Linked DNA regions of Mus musculus: region 1 is linked to region 2. The links are chromatin loops, found by intact Hi-C in ENCODE. Cell type or tissue: heart. All regions are shown on one strand. Region 1 overlaps Ncor2 (nuclear receptor co-repressor 2). Region 2 holds the start of Ncor2 (nuclear receptor co-repressor 2).

Region 1 (8,000 bases), 54 kb before region 2:
CATAGGTGATAAATTCCCCAACCTTGAAGTCTCATTGCGGTGCCGGGCGCCCTCACTACCCACTACACCCTCAGCCCTAACCTGGATCCCACAAACCCCTGCATAAAGCCTTCTTACATTTTTCACCAGGACTAAGATCACTTTATCGCTGGGGGAAAATGAGGGAAGTGGGAGAGGAGAGTCAGTGTGCACACCATCTCTAATAAGAAAAACAAGACAGGTTTCCGCCTTGTGCCAGACCAATCAATCTGTTCTGTCAGCCTGGATGCTTGCTTACATGCACGGCAATCGATTAGTAATGTCTGACTCGTGTATGGCTGTGGACAGCATGACCTATATAGGTCACTTAGTTTTCCTTTGGCATATTTTCCTCTCCTTTTTAGCCCTTTTTATTTTGTTGTAGATTTCATTTTATCTTTAATTATGTATCTGTGTGTATGTCTTATGTGTGCAGCGCCCACATAAGCCAGAGAGAACATGAGGACACTGGATCCCCTGGAGTCAGAAGCAGCTGTGCATTGCTGGACGAGAGTGCTTGACACCAAGCTCAGATCCTCTGAAAGAGCAGCGCAGGCTCTTAACTGCTGAGCAGAGGCCTCTCTCCAGCCCCGGGCTCTGTGTCTTAAAGCAGTTCTCACTGCAAAGAACCAATGGTAGCAGTCATATGCGCTGGGGGGGAGCAGCCGGATCCTGACCCTAGACGGCAAGCAACTGGAAAACCTCAGAGACCAAACTGCAAGGGAAGGAGCGGGCAATCAAGACTTTGCAAAACACGACCTAGAAGGACAAGGATACCAGGATGGCCCTGCAAGGACGACATCAAGAGAAATGATCCCATTCTTAGGTCGCCGTAACCAAGCCCTCTGCACAAGCTGACTAATGTGACAACCCCTCCCCCCCAAAAAAAGCAGCTCCAGAAGGAGGATATCATGGGCGATCTGAACATCAAGAGAATGATGAGCAAGAACAGCTCTTCCTGGTCACACAGCAAGAATAGTACAGGTGAGGCTCAACTGGCCCCTCCGCTGGGAACGGAGACAGTCACAGGACACAGGCTTCAAGCCTGCCCCGTACTGATTATAACACCTGACTCAGGGGTAGAGGCCCACCCCAGCCCCTGGATATTTCCACTACAAACAGAACAAGAGGGGAGCCCCAAGAAACAAATGCACTGTACCCCAGCACGAGTCTAAGACGTAGAGAGCCACACAAAATCACACGGAGGCGGAGTTCAGCCTACCCCTGTCACCCCTGAACGGAATGTTCATTCCAAAAGAGCCTCAAGTCAGGGTTTTCTGTGACGCTGTGCATCCAGACACCATGCACCCACTGTCTGTCCTCTTGGGTCCCAGCTCCACCATCAATATTTGTCTCTCCACTTAAATATGGCCTCCTCTAGCCCCATCTTTGTTCCACTGTACCCCAAGAGAATGTCGACTTCCCCAGAGAGGGGGCATCTCTGCCTTCACAGCTCGGTCTCCAAGGCATGTGACAAATCTAACCTGTATTTGTCAGGCAAATGGACAAGTGAATCCACTAATGAGTGGATGAATGAGCAAACAGGTCAATGACCGAGCCAGAGAGTTAATGAATGGACGGACAGACAGATGAGGACCCTAAGACAGTATACAGCAGGTGGGCACAGGACCCCACGATGTGCCCACACACCTAGGACATCAGCCCCGGCCAGCATCCAGTGCCATTAGACAGGAGCAGGCTGAGCCCTGGGTGGCAGAGCAGAGTTTGTGACCAACTGAACAACAGCCCACAGGTCCATCCCTCAACCAAGAGTCAGCCAGCTAGGCCCAAGGCCAAGGTTAGGCACAGCCAATTTTGTCAGGCGTCCCTGACACACACCTTGCCAGACACTGACCTGCGGGTACGTGGCTCTTGCACCCCACTGCCAGCAGCATGCAGGCAGGGGAGGGAGACACACCAGAGGGTCTGGGGAGCGAAGACTGGTGCTGATAGGCAGCATGTTACCCCTGGTGAAACGAGGGGATTGACAGCCTGATGCTGTAGGGGGGGGGGGGGTCCTCTATACTTGCCGTCCCTATTGTCACATCACACAGAAACCGGCTCACGTCCCAAGTGATCACGTCATGATGCCACCTCAGCAGAACCCCAGCCATTTTATAAGTGGCTCACTTGACTGAGAGGGCAGAGCTTCCGGGAAGACAGACCTGCTAGAGTATGTAAGTGGCCCAGACCCGAAGAGCTGGTGAGATGGCTCAGCGGGTTAAGACTGCTCTTCTGAAGGTCTGGAGTTCAAATCCCAGCAACCACATGGTCTGACGCCCTCTTCTGGCGAGTCTGAAGACAGCTCATATAATAATAAATACATCTTAAAAAAAAAAAAAAAGTGGCCCATCATGTTCCCCAGGCCCAGGACACCACAGGCTGAGCTGGTCCGCACCAGGGCTAGAACACACACAGTGGCTCTCCCCCTACGGGGTGTCACCTTGCTATGGATCCATGGCTTCTCTTCTCAGGCCTCTCTTTCCTAAGACACAAGTGTTAAGGGGGAAAGCGCGTGGTCTTTTCCAGTCTGTGTTCTACTTATCCTTGGGCCACAGGAAAGAGATGGGGTACAGTGGGGGTGGGGGGACTAGGAAGGGCCTTGGGGAAGTCTGGGGAAATGAGGGTGGGCTGAGAGGGCAGGCTGCAGGAAGGTCGGGGCTATTGGAGGAGCCTGGGTAAGAGGGTGGAGGAGGGGCTGTGGGGCAGGGTTGGGGCGGGGTTATGGGGAAGGCTGAAAAGGACCAAGGGCTCCATATGCCAGGCTTCACCAAGCCAGCATAGAAAAGTAATGAGGCCTCAACAGTCTCCCAGAGAGAAACCCTCCACAGACCCTGGGGATGAACAGAGGCCAAAGAGCAAGCAAGTCCCCACCAGGGGACAGACATGTTCCAAACTGTAAGCTATCCCATCAGGCCACAGGATCAGTAACTACTGGGTCTGGGCCAGCGGCATCCTGCGTCACCAATGGCCCAGCAGGAGAGTGGGCGGTGCCTAGGGTCAGCCAGTGACCCCAAATACTGGGGAGAGGACACAAATGAGGCAAAGAGCAAGAATTCAGGAATGAGGGAAGGACACACAACAGCCAGAGGCTGGGTGGATGAGCAAAATGAATGAAGGGGAAGAAGCCACAGACATCTGCCTGGGGGGACTGGGATGGGGGAGGGGAGGAGGGGAGGGCAAAGAGATGATAGAACCCCAGGCAGGGCCCATCAGGAAATGGCTTTAACAGTCACCAAGTTATGGTGACAGCAGATAGCCACATGGGGACATGCATAGGCCTTCTTGTGGGTGTTGCTGTCATCCCTGCTTTATAGGTGACAGAACTGAGGGCCCCCCCCCCCAAACAGTAAATGGCCCGTCTGGGTCACTCGCCAGCCTGGAGAGTAGATGTCCTTGCCGCTGGCTTGGTTGTCACCCAGTGCATCATGGTTGCTGTGTGGTGGTGTAAAGGCTGGGAGCTAGGGAATGTAGAACCCCAACACTGGCTGCCCCAGGCCAATGGTTAGGGTTTGTCTTCTCCCTCCAGGCCTCAGCTGCTCCACACACCGAGAGTATGAAGCTGGGTACCCTAAGGCCAGGCTCTGGGGCTCATGAGAAAGCATTCTTGACTCACAAGTAGAACCACGTCCCACACAGAAATGGACCATGCCACCCAGGAGGGACAGACACAAGCCTAGACATACATTCTCTCCTGCTCACACACACGCACGCATGCGCACTCCCACCCAGCTGTGGCTGCTCCATCTCACATCACACCCCATTACTCCACAGCCCAGAGAAAGAGTACACAGCAGGCAACAAGAAAAGCCCAGTCTGCTCCCTCTAGCAGTACGAGATGAGCAGGAACAGGACCCTGGCAGAGGTGGACACTGCTCTGGGGCTCAGAGTCTTACAGTTGAAATAGGCACGAAGATCTTGAGGGTTAGGAAGAAGTGCAACCTCAGTCTCCCTCCCCAAAAGCTCCCCAGTCCCAAACATGGTGGAAATGGGTCGGAGGGGAGGGGGGTGACACCGTGGGTGCTCTATTGTACTTGCCAAGTCCACAAGATATAAGCAGCGTATCCACACAGCCTAGCCTCAGCCTCCACCTTCCCATACTAAAATAAGACTTGCTACGTAGCCAGCTAGGCTGGTCTCAAAATTGAAACCCTCCTGCCTTCACCACCTCAATCCTGGGATTACAGGCCTCCATCACCACACCTGACTGCCACCAGTGTCCCCACTGAGACCAAATCAGCACGGGCCGCAGCAGCCTGGCTTCAGAAGATGCACTGCAGTAGTGGAAGTGGTACTGAGCAGACATGCCCCTTACCGTGTGGGACCGGGCTATCTGCACCGGGTAGGAGATGCCATGGGGTGGGTAGCGGGGCTCAGCAGCCCGCCATGTCTGTGCCACAGGCTGTGTGGATCCTGACATGGTGGTAGGGTCCAGGTAGGCTTTGGAGCCCAAGACACTCTTGACCACACCTAGGACTAAGGGCTGGTCTCGGTCATCTGCTGGCAGGTGACCTCGTCACAGGTGCCTGTGGAGAGAAGAGAAAAAAAAACAAATTGAACAGGAGGCAGCTGGTCCACAGCCACTGCGGCCTAGTCCTTCCTCCTGCCTCAGCCTCCGCTCAAGGACAGCCCAATGCCAAAGCACTGTGCCTAGCCTCCACAAGCCATCTCCCTACGCAACAGGCCTCAACCAGCAGGCTTGGGAGCCTCGGCGTGGACACCGTACCCACAGCCATCCGCACGGCTCCCACACCCACCTTGGTCAGCCAGTTCATCCCATAGCTGGGACTTTCCAGATCTCCAGGGCAAAGTTCTTCAAAAGCCCCTAGCAGCTCCAGTTCACAGCTGCTGGGCCTGTCCCTGAGCTGTGTGCTAGCAGAGTGGTACATGGCAGTGACCCACTATGGGTCACAGAGCGACACAGTTGCTAAAGCAAGGCTGCCTGGCTGCTCTTTCGTCCTCAGCTAGAGACTGATTCATGATATGGAAAGGACACAGAGGAGACTGGCCTACTGCCACTGGGAGTCAGGGAACAGGATGCCTAGGGCCACACTAGGGACGGCCTGAACCAGACACAAGCATCCTGGACAACAAATCCATCCTGGGCAACAAACAGGTCCAGGATGATAAAGGCCACCTTCCAGGCAGGAACCTCCATGACTAATATAAGACAAGTTACAACAATAGTCAGTGCTCTCAAGAATGGGAACCAAGAGACTGCAGGAGCCAGGGAAGCCCCAGCGGGAAGTCTGAGACAGCCCTATGGTCCTTCTTCTCTTTCCTGAAAGGCCCTGCCTTTTCACATTACACCCAGAGCTGAGGCTGGAGCTGTATCCTAAGCAATGATACATGAGGATGAGAAGGAGACTGGCCAGACCCCTAGCTCCCTGTAATTTAACCCCAGCCCTTCCTCTTGGGCTAACTGGTAGCAACTGTCCTCCAAGCAAGCCACAGATGGCCTGTGACAGATCTCATGCAGGGAAATGAAGCAGGGAGGGGAGAAGACTGCAGATCCAAACCCTTCCTAAGCTGGAGGTCCTGACATATGCACTCGGTCCCTCCTTAACCTACCAGTGTGCACCTGACATTCCATCCCAGGCCCCAAGAAGAGCCATGTGACCCAGGCACGGCCAGTAAGACGGTCAGGAAGGGGAGGTGGTGACTGGCTGAGGTATGAGCAGGTAAGTCAACCTGAGAATGCAGTGGACAGCCACCCCTGAGCACTCTGCACAGGTGTGGCTTTGCTCTGATGGCCCTGACTGGCTTTTTGTTACTTGTTACCAAGAACTCTGGCTCACACAGAACCTATCATCAAAAGGACATGTCACATGACACTTATGAACACAAGAACACTGGACCAAGAACCATGCCAAGAACCACAGCTTCAGGGAGTACGGTCCCCTTCTCAGAACCTTAGCTCTCTCATTTCCAACATGTAGGTGGCACTGTCCCTACCCCTCAGGGTCAACAAGATGACACCAATGAACTTCCTAAATATTCCCATGTATATGCATGTGCACGCGCGCACACACACACACACACACACACACACACACACACATATTCCTCTCCCAGGTCACACCTTTGAGATGTTTCCTCCCGTGTGGCAGCAACACCAAACTCTGGCACACAGAGATCCGGGGGCACACAAAGCAAAAGGGTCAGAAGGCGACACAGGCAAGCACTGTGCACAGACCTGTTCATCTTCTAAGCAGGCTGAGACAGGAGGATTGCAAATCCAAAGTCAGCAAGAGAAACTAAGTGAGACCCTATCTTGAAAAGTGAAAAGAAGCCAGGCATGGTGGCGCACGCCTTTAACCCCAGCACTAGGGAGGCAGAGGTAAGAGGATCTCTCTGAGTTCGAGGCCTGCCTGGCCTACAAAGTGAGTTGTGAGTTCTAGGACAGCCAGGGCTACCTAGAGAAAGCCTGTCTTGGGAAAAAAGAAAAAGAAACAAAGAGGGAGGGGAGGAGGGGAGGAGGAAGGGAGAAAGGAAATAAGGGAGGGAGAAAGGAGTGAAAAGGGCTGGGGATATAGCTCAGTGGTAGTACTTCTTCCTACAATCCCAGTGGCAGGTCTGGGCAGGGGCATGGCTCAGTAATACAGCATTTGCCTAGCATTTGTGAAGTCCTGGGCTAAATTCCCAGTTTAAAATGTTTAAAAAAAAAAAAAACAAAAAACACTGGGCAGTGGTGTCACGCGCCTTTAATCCCAGCACTTGGGAGGCAGAGGCAGGCAGATTTCCAAGTTCAAAGCCAGGAATACACAGTACAATCCTGTCTCAAAAAATCCAAAAAGACAAAACAAAACAAAAACAAACAAACAAAATAACCAACTACTAATTGTAGACAAGAAGATCTCTGCTACAGGCCTGCTTCCTAAATCCCCACATCCCAGGTAAAGTGTGCACTCACGGGGCCAGAGCACGGTGTGCCCCCAGTTTGTAGTAAGCCCAAGTATTCTCCACACCAGCTGCATGGACACCATCACCAACCACAAGTGAGCCTGGGGCAGAAAGAAAGGGATAAGCAGGTAACTCCGCTGACAAAGCCAGCAGCCAGCCATCCCAGAGGACCCTGGGCAGGCGTGGCTTTGCTCTGGCGGCCTTGGCTGACTTTCTGTTACTTGCTACCAAGAACTCTGGCTCACAAAGACTACCTTGCACCAAAATGAGACATGTCACATGACACTTATGAACACAGAGTGTGTGAAGGCCAGCATGGCAGCTGTCCTGTGCCTGATCAGGACAAGCTGCTGCCTTGGGTGGGGCTGGGGTAAACAGGTCTACACCACACCTCGAGTCCACAGCACCCTCAGTGCAACCCCACCCCAAGGTTGACTGTCCTGGGTCACCTGGTCCAGTGCCATGCAACACCTGCGGATGGCCTCAAAACCACTATTTGATTTTGGGGATACACAGGAAGGCTGGAAGGTGGTAATCATTCACAATGTCTTCCTCTTGGCCAGTGGAAATGTAGGGGAGGCAGAGAGGATGCCTCTGTAGGCCATCTCTGGAGAACCTCGTACCTCAGCCCAGCCCAGCTGGCCCAGGATTCACACAGCATCCCCTAGGAACACAGGAGCTGCATGGTCCAAGGTCACCCTACCAAATCCTTTCCAGCATCCCCATGTGCAGGGTAGCCCTAAAGTCAGAGACTCTATGACCTCACCCCCATGAGTGACCCCACCCTCATGGGTGACCCCTTTCCAATGAGTGACCACACCCCCATGGGAGACCACACACCCCCACAGGTGGCCACTCCCATCCCTATGAGTTTATATCCAACCCACTTTTCACATCTCCTACCCTCAGCCTCATTTGGAGCTAGCTTGGAAAACAAATACAAACTAAGAAAACAAGTTGGCAGGACCTCAACACACAAAATACAGATCTGAAGATCTCCCAGGAGCCCAAAGAACTCAAGAGTCATGCAGACATGCCTGTGTGTTGAGAACGACCCCATTCCCAACGGTCACAAGGTG
Region 2 (8,000 bases):
AGACTAGAGAAATGTATCCAGTCTGACCACCCAGAGCAAATGCAAGGACACACGAGTCCCCGTGACAAACTCTTCCACTCTTCCATCAGGTCTTTGCCCTCTAATGGGGAAGCTACCTACATATGGTGACAGAAGATTCGAAGCCACACATGGACTTGTGTGACCCACATAATGCTAAGTGCCCAAGCAGCAGTGGCAGCAGGTGGCCCCATCTCACAGATGAGCAAACTAAGGCTCAGAGAGAGGGGTTAGGTAACCTCCCCAGTATCCAACAACTTGATGCTGTGGGCCAGCATTTAAGAAACAGATGGACTGTTGCTGAGGACCAAGCCCCCAAGGGGTCCTAGCGGAGGAGGGCAGGGTTCCAACTTGACAGGTGAGGCCCACAAGTCCCTATTTAGAGGTTACCAGCCTGGGCACACTGCTTGTGACCCAGAAAACCTTAGTCTTTGATGCTAAATCAACCACCAGGTCAGACAGAGTGGATCAGGCACTCGGTCCCCTGCTGTGCTTCCACGAATTCTTGTGGTATCTATGAACCAAAAGGTTATGACCAGCTAAGGGTCCATGAGCAAGGCAATGTGCAGTGGCTGCACTCTGCTCTAACACAGAGGTGTCACTAGGAGAAATCTCTCTTCCACTCACTGCCACCACGGGCACACTGTCCTGCTGTGACCTTGGGCCAACTGCCCCTCTGACCTGTGTGGCTCTCAGGAGCAAGGGCCTCTCCAACCACAGGCTTATGTGTCCCCAGCCAGATTCCCCGGGGAGACAGGAGCAGGGCACTCCAGGCTTCAGGGCTCCCCGCTTCCAGCGTTATGCCCTGTTAGACACCATGCTAAATAATTCAAACCCCTGTTTTCATTTCAAAATAAACACAGCACTGTCGCCAAGGCAGATGCCAAAAATTTGCATGAGTGTTTTGAGATAAAATGAGACTTCAAAGAAATGCCAGCCTGCCGCTGGCACCACCCCCTCTCCAAACCCTGGGAGAACAAGTTCCCAGTCTCTGAGCTGCCCTCCCCCACAGCCCTGCAAAGATGGGCAGGTGCCAACCCCAAGAGGAAGGTCAGTTCCTGATCCCTTCCTTGCAGCCAAGGCTGTCGTGCTGTGTGATCCGCGAAACAACCCAGGCGTTTGCCCCAGCTTCCAAGGCCAGTCACCAAAACCTCCCAGGGCCCCTGTGACACCTTCTATAAAATAGGACAGTCACTTCCCCATAGCCCACCTCAGAACAGACCAGTAGATGCTCGGTGCACAGACAAAGGCACTTTCTGAATGCTGGCACACACACACACACAGTTGAATGCTTTCTGAGGTCGGCACACACACAGTAAGTGCTTTCTGAATGATAGCACATAGTCAGCATTTTTTTGGGTTTTTTTGTTTTTTGTTTTTCCTGGATGTCACCGTTTTGCTACTGCAGTGCAGATGCAGATCCGCCAACTCCGAGAACAGGATTCACCTGGCGTGCCATAAAGTGGATTTCCCATCCATCAGCCTCCCCTAAGGATGCTCACCTGACCCTTCCCAAGCTTCTCTTCCTCCCTAAAGAGGTGGGTCTTCTAAGCCACCCACTCCACTTGGCTTTGTGTAGCTCTGCCTTCCCCAGACAGCTAACTGCCTGCCTGCCTGCCTGCCTACCACACACACACACACACACACACACTCATCCATCCCCTGGGCACCTTAAGTGGGAATCACTAGCTCCAGAAAGCTGCCACCCTTGCAGGAAACTGTCCCTGAGGTATCACCTAGGGAGGCTGCTATATGGTATCGGAGACATGAACGGATACAGAACAGAGAGAGAGAGACAGACAGACAGACGGGGGGGGGGGGGGGGGGGAACCTCAGACAAGAGGAAAAAGAAAAAAAAAATCGAGCCAGCCCCTGGTGATCAGCCTGTGTGAATCTCCCACTGGATCAATCTCCCCTTTTAACTGGGTGGTGAGGAGGTGCCACCCCCATCTTCAGCGGTTAACACAGGGGTCGTTCCCCAACACCAGTTTGGGGTGGGACCCAGCCAGAAACATTTCCAGCCAGGAATCCCGGGTCCCTGTGGAGAGGGGGGGCTGTAGAGTGGCAAGCACCTGCTGGCCCAGAACAATTCTAGATCCAGCTGTATTGCAGCTCGGTTCCTGTTTGCAGAGCTGGAAAACCTTTGGGAGGTAGCCCAAGTATTCACTAGGAGAAAAGAAAGGATTAAGCCATGAACCCTCATGGGGGGGGGGGGGAGCACAGCCCCAGGAGGGGGTCTCCATCCCTCACCCGGGCCTGACAGCCACATTACCACCGACATGAGTTTATCAATAGTATCGATTCCTGGGCAAGCGTAAATAGCTCCGTGGGAAGAGGCTAGGTCTGGCCACTCACTCCCACCCCCACGTCTGGACTCGAACACCGCAGGCTCCCCTGGCGCCCCAAAGAAACAGCGGTAAATTTCCGAACAGGGACATGGAGTGCAGGGAAGCTAGGCAGTACCCGAAATGCCCTCACCACCCCCTCCACCACTCACTGCAGCTCAGCTGGCTGCCAACTCCGTGTTTGCCTGTGCTCAATGGGCTGAGGCCTGGCCCTTCTCCATCCTGCCTCCTCCATCAGACCCTCCCTGCTCCCAAAGGTGGAGCAGACACTCACTCTCGTGGGTTTCCCCAATACGACGACAGAGCAAGGATGAGAATCCGGAAATAACAGTAGTCATAGTAACCTATCCAAGGACCCTCTGCACAGACTTGGTTCTCAGAAGCGCCCCAGACCAGGGAACTGTTTTCACCCTCACTCTGCAGAAAAGAAGCCCATAACCACAGGCAGGTGAAGTCATCTGCCCCCCCACCCCAACTCCCCATCAGTCAGCCACCCAAGATTCGAACCCAGGAGCTGAGCTACAGAACCAACCAGAACGCTTAGGCCTCTAGCCACCTCGCCTCCTTGACTATTCTGCCCCCTCCTCTACAATTAAAAAAGAAAAAGAGGCCACCCACGAAGTCCCCAGCAGTGGCCTGAGATGCACCCCCTACACGCGCCTGGCCTCAGAGCCCCTTTCATCAAAGCAGCCGCAGGGACCAGCGCTGGAATCAAAAGGGCAAAGCCAAGGCCACCCTAACACTGCCCACAGGGCCCCCCCAGGGATCCTATGCCTTCCACTCCTACCTCCCCTCTCACACATCCCTCCACAAAATCTGCAAAGAGGGAGGAAAAAAAGCCGTAATCGTAATAAAACCAGTTCTCACCAACAGGGGGGAGGAGAAGGAGAGGAAGGGAGGAGGCTGAGAACGAACGGATCCGCCCCCGCTGCCTGCACCAGACTCTCGGGGAGGGCGCGCGCGCACGCCGCCGGATGGACCTAGCTGTGCGAATAAAGCTACAATGTAAAGATTATTCAGCCGCCGCTGCTGGGCGCCTCCAGCTCTAGAGGCCCGAGGGACCGCCTGTCTGGACGCCCGCCCGGCTCTCCTCCCTCAAGGTCGGGAGGGGAGGCCGCTTCCCACGCGCGTCTGGGGGTGCTGGGGCTCCCGGCTGCCCCGCTAGGCTCGGATCTGCAACTTCCCAAACTAGTGGCATCCGAAGTATCCGCACGGCCAGGGGGAGGGTACAGGAGGCGGCGCCGCGTCACCGGAGGGGGGGCGCGGCCGCCCACGGGGTCCTTGGGTCCCCAGAATGCGCCACCCCCGAGGGTCTCAGATCCTGGCCTGTGCCACCCCAGAGTCGCCGGGGGAAGCGGCCGGGAGGGGGTCCCAAGTCCTAGAGCTGCGCCACCCACCCCTGAGAATCCCGGTTCTCAGGCTGCGCCACAACAGAGGGTCCATGAGTCCTGGCCCTCTCCAAAACAAGAGTACATCAGTCAATCCTCAGGCTGCGCCACCCTGCTGCAAGATCCCCGGGGCCTGGCCTTCAAAACATACCACAGGGTAGCCGGGTCCTGGCCTAAACTGCAAGCAGAGCTCTCGGGTCCTGACCTGAATCTCCCTGCAGGGTTCCCGGGTCTTAGCTCGTGCCATCTCAGAAGGTCCCCGGGTCCTGGCTTCTACCACCCTAAAGAGTCTCCAGGTCCGGGGCTACTTTATCCCAGAGGATCCCTGGTCCCGGCCTGTGATTCCCTGCAGGGCTACCAGTCCTCAGGTTGTGCCACCCTACATGGTCCCCAGGTCTTCAGGCTGCGCCACCCAGGAGGTACCCGGTTCCTGGCCTGGAGGGTCCCCGGTTCTCGGCCTGTTCCATCCCGCAAGGTCCCCGATTCTCGGCCTGCTCCACCCCGCAGGTCCCTAAGTCTTGGCCTGTTCCATCCTTCAGGGTCCCGGGTGCCAGGGTCGCGGCCTGCACCGCCCTGCAAGGTCCCGAGAGTTCCCGAAGTTCCCGCGCCCCCGCGCGCTCCCTGCCGCGCCGCCCGTCCCCTCGGGGGCGCCAACTCCGCCGCGTGCGCCGCCCCGGCCCGGAAGCCACCCGCTCCCCGCCGCCCTCCGCGCACTCGGCCCGACTCACCTCGCCGGCGGCGGCACCGGGCGCTGGCGCCGGGCTACGGCGCCGATCGGGCTCGAGGATGCGGCGGGTCCGGGCTGAGAGCCTGCGGTCTCCGCCCGCCGCGCTACGACGCGGGGCCCGGACGCGCGGGCCGCTGCGGGGCGCGCATGGCGGGCGCGGGCGGCTGGCGCGGGGACGGGGATGCGGCCCGGCCTGCGCTGCCCGCGGCTCCGCTCCTGGCGGCGAGGGGCGGGGCGAGGGGCGGGGCCTTGTGGAAGCCCGCCCCTGCCGCCTTAAAGGGCCCGCATGCACGCCTTCCAGGCCTACGCACCCCGCCGCCGTGCGCGCACCCCGAGCTGCGTTTTTTTTTTTTTTTTTTTTTTTTTTTTTGCCCGAAGAAGGCGGAGCAAATACCTCCTCGCCCCCTCCTCCTCCGCGAACCCCAGAGACTTCACGGGAATCGCGTTTCAGCTATTAAATTATAACTCAGGAGTGTCCAGGGGATGCGGAGACGACGCCCCGGGAGGGCCACCCACGGAGCCCTCAGAGTCGCACGCAGATGCTCAGCGACGCGCTGGGCCTCGCCTGGGAGATTGGGGAAAGGCTCTGCGGACCACAACCAATGACGAGCTGGTTCAGGGACTGCAATATGAGATCCTGGAGAGGCCCACGCGAGTCGCGCTACGCAGCCCTGTCACCCGGGCCCCCTGATATCTAAAATGAACAGCCATAGGGAATTTTCCAGGACACGTGCCTAGGCTACGTTCTGAGCCCATGGTCCAGTCTTGGACACCCAATCAGGACCACTCAACCCCAGTAGGAGCTTGCCCACTAGCAGTAGAGCTCATTCACATGCCCCATAGTGGGCCCTCTCTGCCTTAGATCTTTAACAGCAGCCAAGCAAGGGAACCCAGCCCTGCAGCCGCCGCCTCCCTCCTCTTCTGCTTTCCCTAGACGCGTTGGAGAGTTTGATTTTTTTTTTTAATTTAACTTTCCTTTTTTGGAGTGAAGTCTCAGCAGATTCGGTTCTGCCAACAAGAGAACCCCTAGGGAGGGGGGGCGGTATGGCTGCGGCGGGAGTGCGGTTGCCAGGGCAAGGGCCTCTTCCTCAGGGGTACTGGGGTTCCTGCACCCATGCCGCCGGTTCCCTCTCCCCACCCCTGAGCTTTTGAGTCCGGGTGTGGGGCAGATAGTGGAGGGGGAACCGAGTCCAAGAGTGGGAAAAAAAAAAAAAAAAAGGAAGTGTACGAGGGGGCGGGTGCCCTTTGGAACTGGAGTCAGAGGTCAGGGGCACACACCCATGGCGTTGCACCCACTCTTCGGCTGCCCGGCTGGCAATGTGAGGGCTCAAAACCAGACCTGCAGAAGGCCGGCTAGATAGTCCTACGGGAGGGAAGAGACAAGGCTAGCCTCTCTCTCCAGCCTGCCTACTGGTCCCCTGGAGTCATCTAGGGACACTCCCTCATTTGCATAGGTTCAGATTTCTCTCTTATGGAGAAAGAGTTGGGGTGTCTTCTGACTCCCCGGCTTTTGCCAACCTCAGTCACTGGTGGCGGGGGGGGGGGGGGGGGGGGGGGGGCAGCCGCCATCGGGTATGCTATGCTTTCAGACAAAGACCAGGGTCACATGGAAGCCTTGGCAGCTTCTCCACCCAAGTCTCTATAAGGCAAAGCCACTGAGGCCAGAGGAAAGTATTGCACTAAAGAAGACTGGCTGGCTGGCTTCTTTCTCAGTTTCCTGCTATAAACTGTGCAGCCCTGTCCTCCTGAGCCACAGGAAAGGACAGACACTCCCCACAGTGACCCTGGAGCTTCATCCCAAAGTGGTGGCGGGAGTCCAGTGTCGATTCCACATGACCCAAGAGTAGACCTAGACCCGAGAAATAACCTGCCCTGCCCAAATCCCCCGGCCACAAATTTCTAATGGGTGCTCCCTCACAGGCTGTAGACAGACTGGCAGCAAGAAACATCAGCTAAGCTGGACCTACACTATCCTCACACACTGGTACCTCAAGAGTTACTTCCCTCATAACACACCACACCTTGTTTGCTACTGGGCTCTTGGGGGTAAGGAGTCTTGGAGATCTAAGGACAGCTGATAGCAAGGCAAGTTTAAATAACTGCTGAAGAGCCTGAAATCCAGAATTGGCTCAAAGATACTCTGCAGTGTATCCAGCCTAATAATGTCCCAGGCACACAAGAAGTAAGGGCTTTAAATGTGGTTCAGTACGGTAGCGCACTTGCCTAGAAGTGCAGGCTGGATGATCAGGAGTTCAAGGTCACCCTCACACCAATATCAGGGTTCCAAGCCCAGCTTGGAGCATTGAATTCATGAGACTCTATCTCAAAAACAAATTACAAAGTAAGGGCAGGAGAGATAGTTTAGTGGTCCAGAGCACTGGATAATCTTCCAGATGGACCCAGGTTCAAGTCCCAGCACCCAAATGGTGGCTCAAGACCATCTGTAATTCCAGTTCCAGGGGAAGCCAACAGACTCTCTGGCCTCTGTAAGGACCAGGCACACCCACTGTACACAGACATATTCAAAAGCCCAATTAGCTGTTTTAGATTTATTTATTTATTTATTTATGTGATTATACTGTTGCTGTCTTTAGACACACAGAAGAGAGCATGGGATCCCATTACAGATGGTTGTGAGCCGCCGGGTGGTTGCTGGGAACTGAACTCAGAACTTCAGTGCTCTTAACAGCTGAGCCATCTCTCCAGGCCCAGGCCAAATACTTTTTAAAAAGTAAAATAAGGGGCTGGAGAGATGGCTCAGCTGTTAAGAACACTGGCTGTTCTTCCAGAGGACCCAGGTTTAATTCCCAGCACCCACATGGCGGCTCACAACTCTGTGACACGGTCCCACACACAACTGTCTGTAACTCCAGTTCCAAGAAATCTGGTGCTTTCAACACAGACAGACACACAGGCAAAACACCAAAGCATGCAAAAAGAAAAGAAAAAGAAAAGAATACAAGTAAGAACCTAGCCTGGTAATACACACTTGTCACCCCAACTACTTGGAGGAGGCAGGAGGATTACAAGTTGCAGGCAGCCTGGGCCTCAGAGTAAACTCAAGGCCAATCTAGGAAACTTGGAGAGACCCTGTCTTAAGTTAGAAATAGAAGAGGACTAGGGATGTAGAGTGCTTGTAGCTCAGTGATAGAGTGCTTGTAGCTCAGTGATAGAGTGCTTGCCCAGCATGTTAGGCCCTACCTTCAATCCCCAACATAATAACAAAAATCATTCTAGGTAAATAAATCCATCTCTATCCTTTTGTTGTTGTTGTTTTGTTTTTTGTTTTGTTTTGTTTTTTTGAGACAGAGTTTCTCTTTGTAGCCCTGGCTGTCCTGGAACTCACTCTGTAGACCAGGCTGGCCTCGAACTCAGAAATCTGCCTGCCTCTGCCTCCCGAGTGCTGGGATTAAAGACGTGCACCACCACGCCCGGCTTCATCTTTATCCTTTAATCAATCAGTCGATCATTCCTTCCTAAGAGCTTGGCAAATTAACCGAGTTCATTTACATGTGGCGGTCC

The links. Peaks named below come from ENCODE experiments on the same cell type or tissue, not always from the same donor. Only the 100,000 strongest peaks of a DNase experiment are listed, where the experiment ranks them.
Region 1: it touches region 2 in a loop (2.4-fold over the local background); 10 of 42 quality-filtered maps call a loop at or near these places.

What each region holds. Positions count from the first base shown.
Region 1 is chr5:125,120,437-125,128,436 of GRCm38, forward strand. Ncor2 (nuclear receptor co-repressor 2) reads right to left here. Exons shown (of 47, transcript NM_011424.3): 2 at 4,334-4,544. The coding sequence starts at 4,438. Among named protein-coding and RNA genes, the nearest start is that of Ncor2, 55 kb to the right of the region's middle. In heart, CTCF peaks have their summits at 2,293 (motif pointing left) and 2,915; DNase peaks (open chromatin) are centred at 2,975, 4,955, 7,205, 7,675 and 2 weaker places; H3K27ac peaks cover 2,386 bases.
Region 2 is chr5:125,174,518-125,182,517 of GRCm38, forward strand. Ncor2 (nuclear receptor co-repressor 2) reads right to left here and starts at 4,697. Exons shown (of 47, transcript NM_011424.3): 1 at 4,480-4,697. In heart, CTCF peaks have their summits at 3,223 and 4,390; DNase peaks (open chromatin) are centred at 3,404, 4,414, 4,724, 5,394 and 7 weaker places; H3K4me3 peaks cover 3,735 bases; H3K27ac peaks cover 4,557 bases.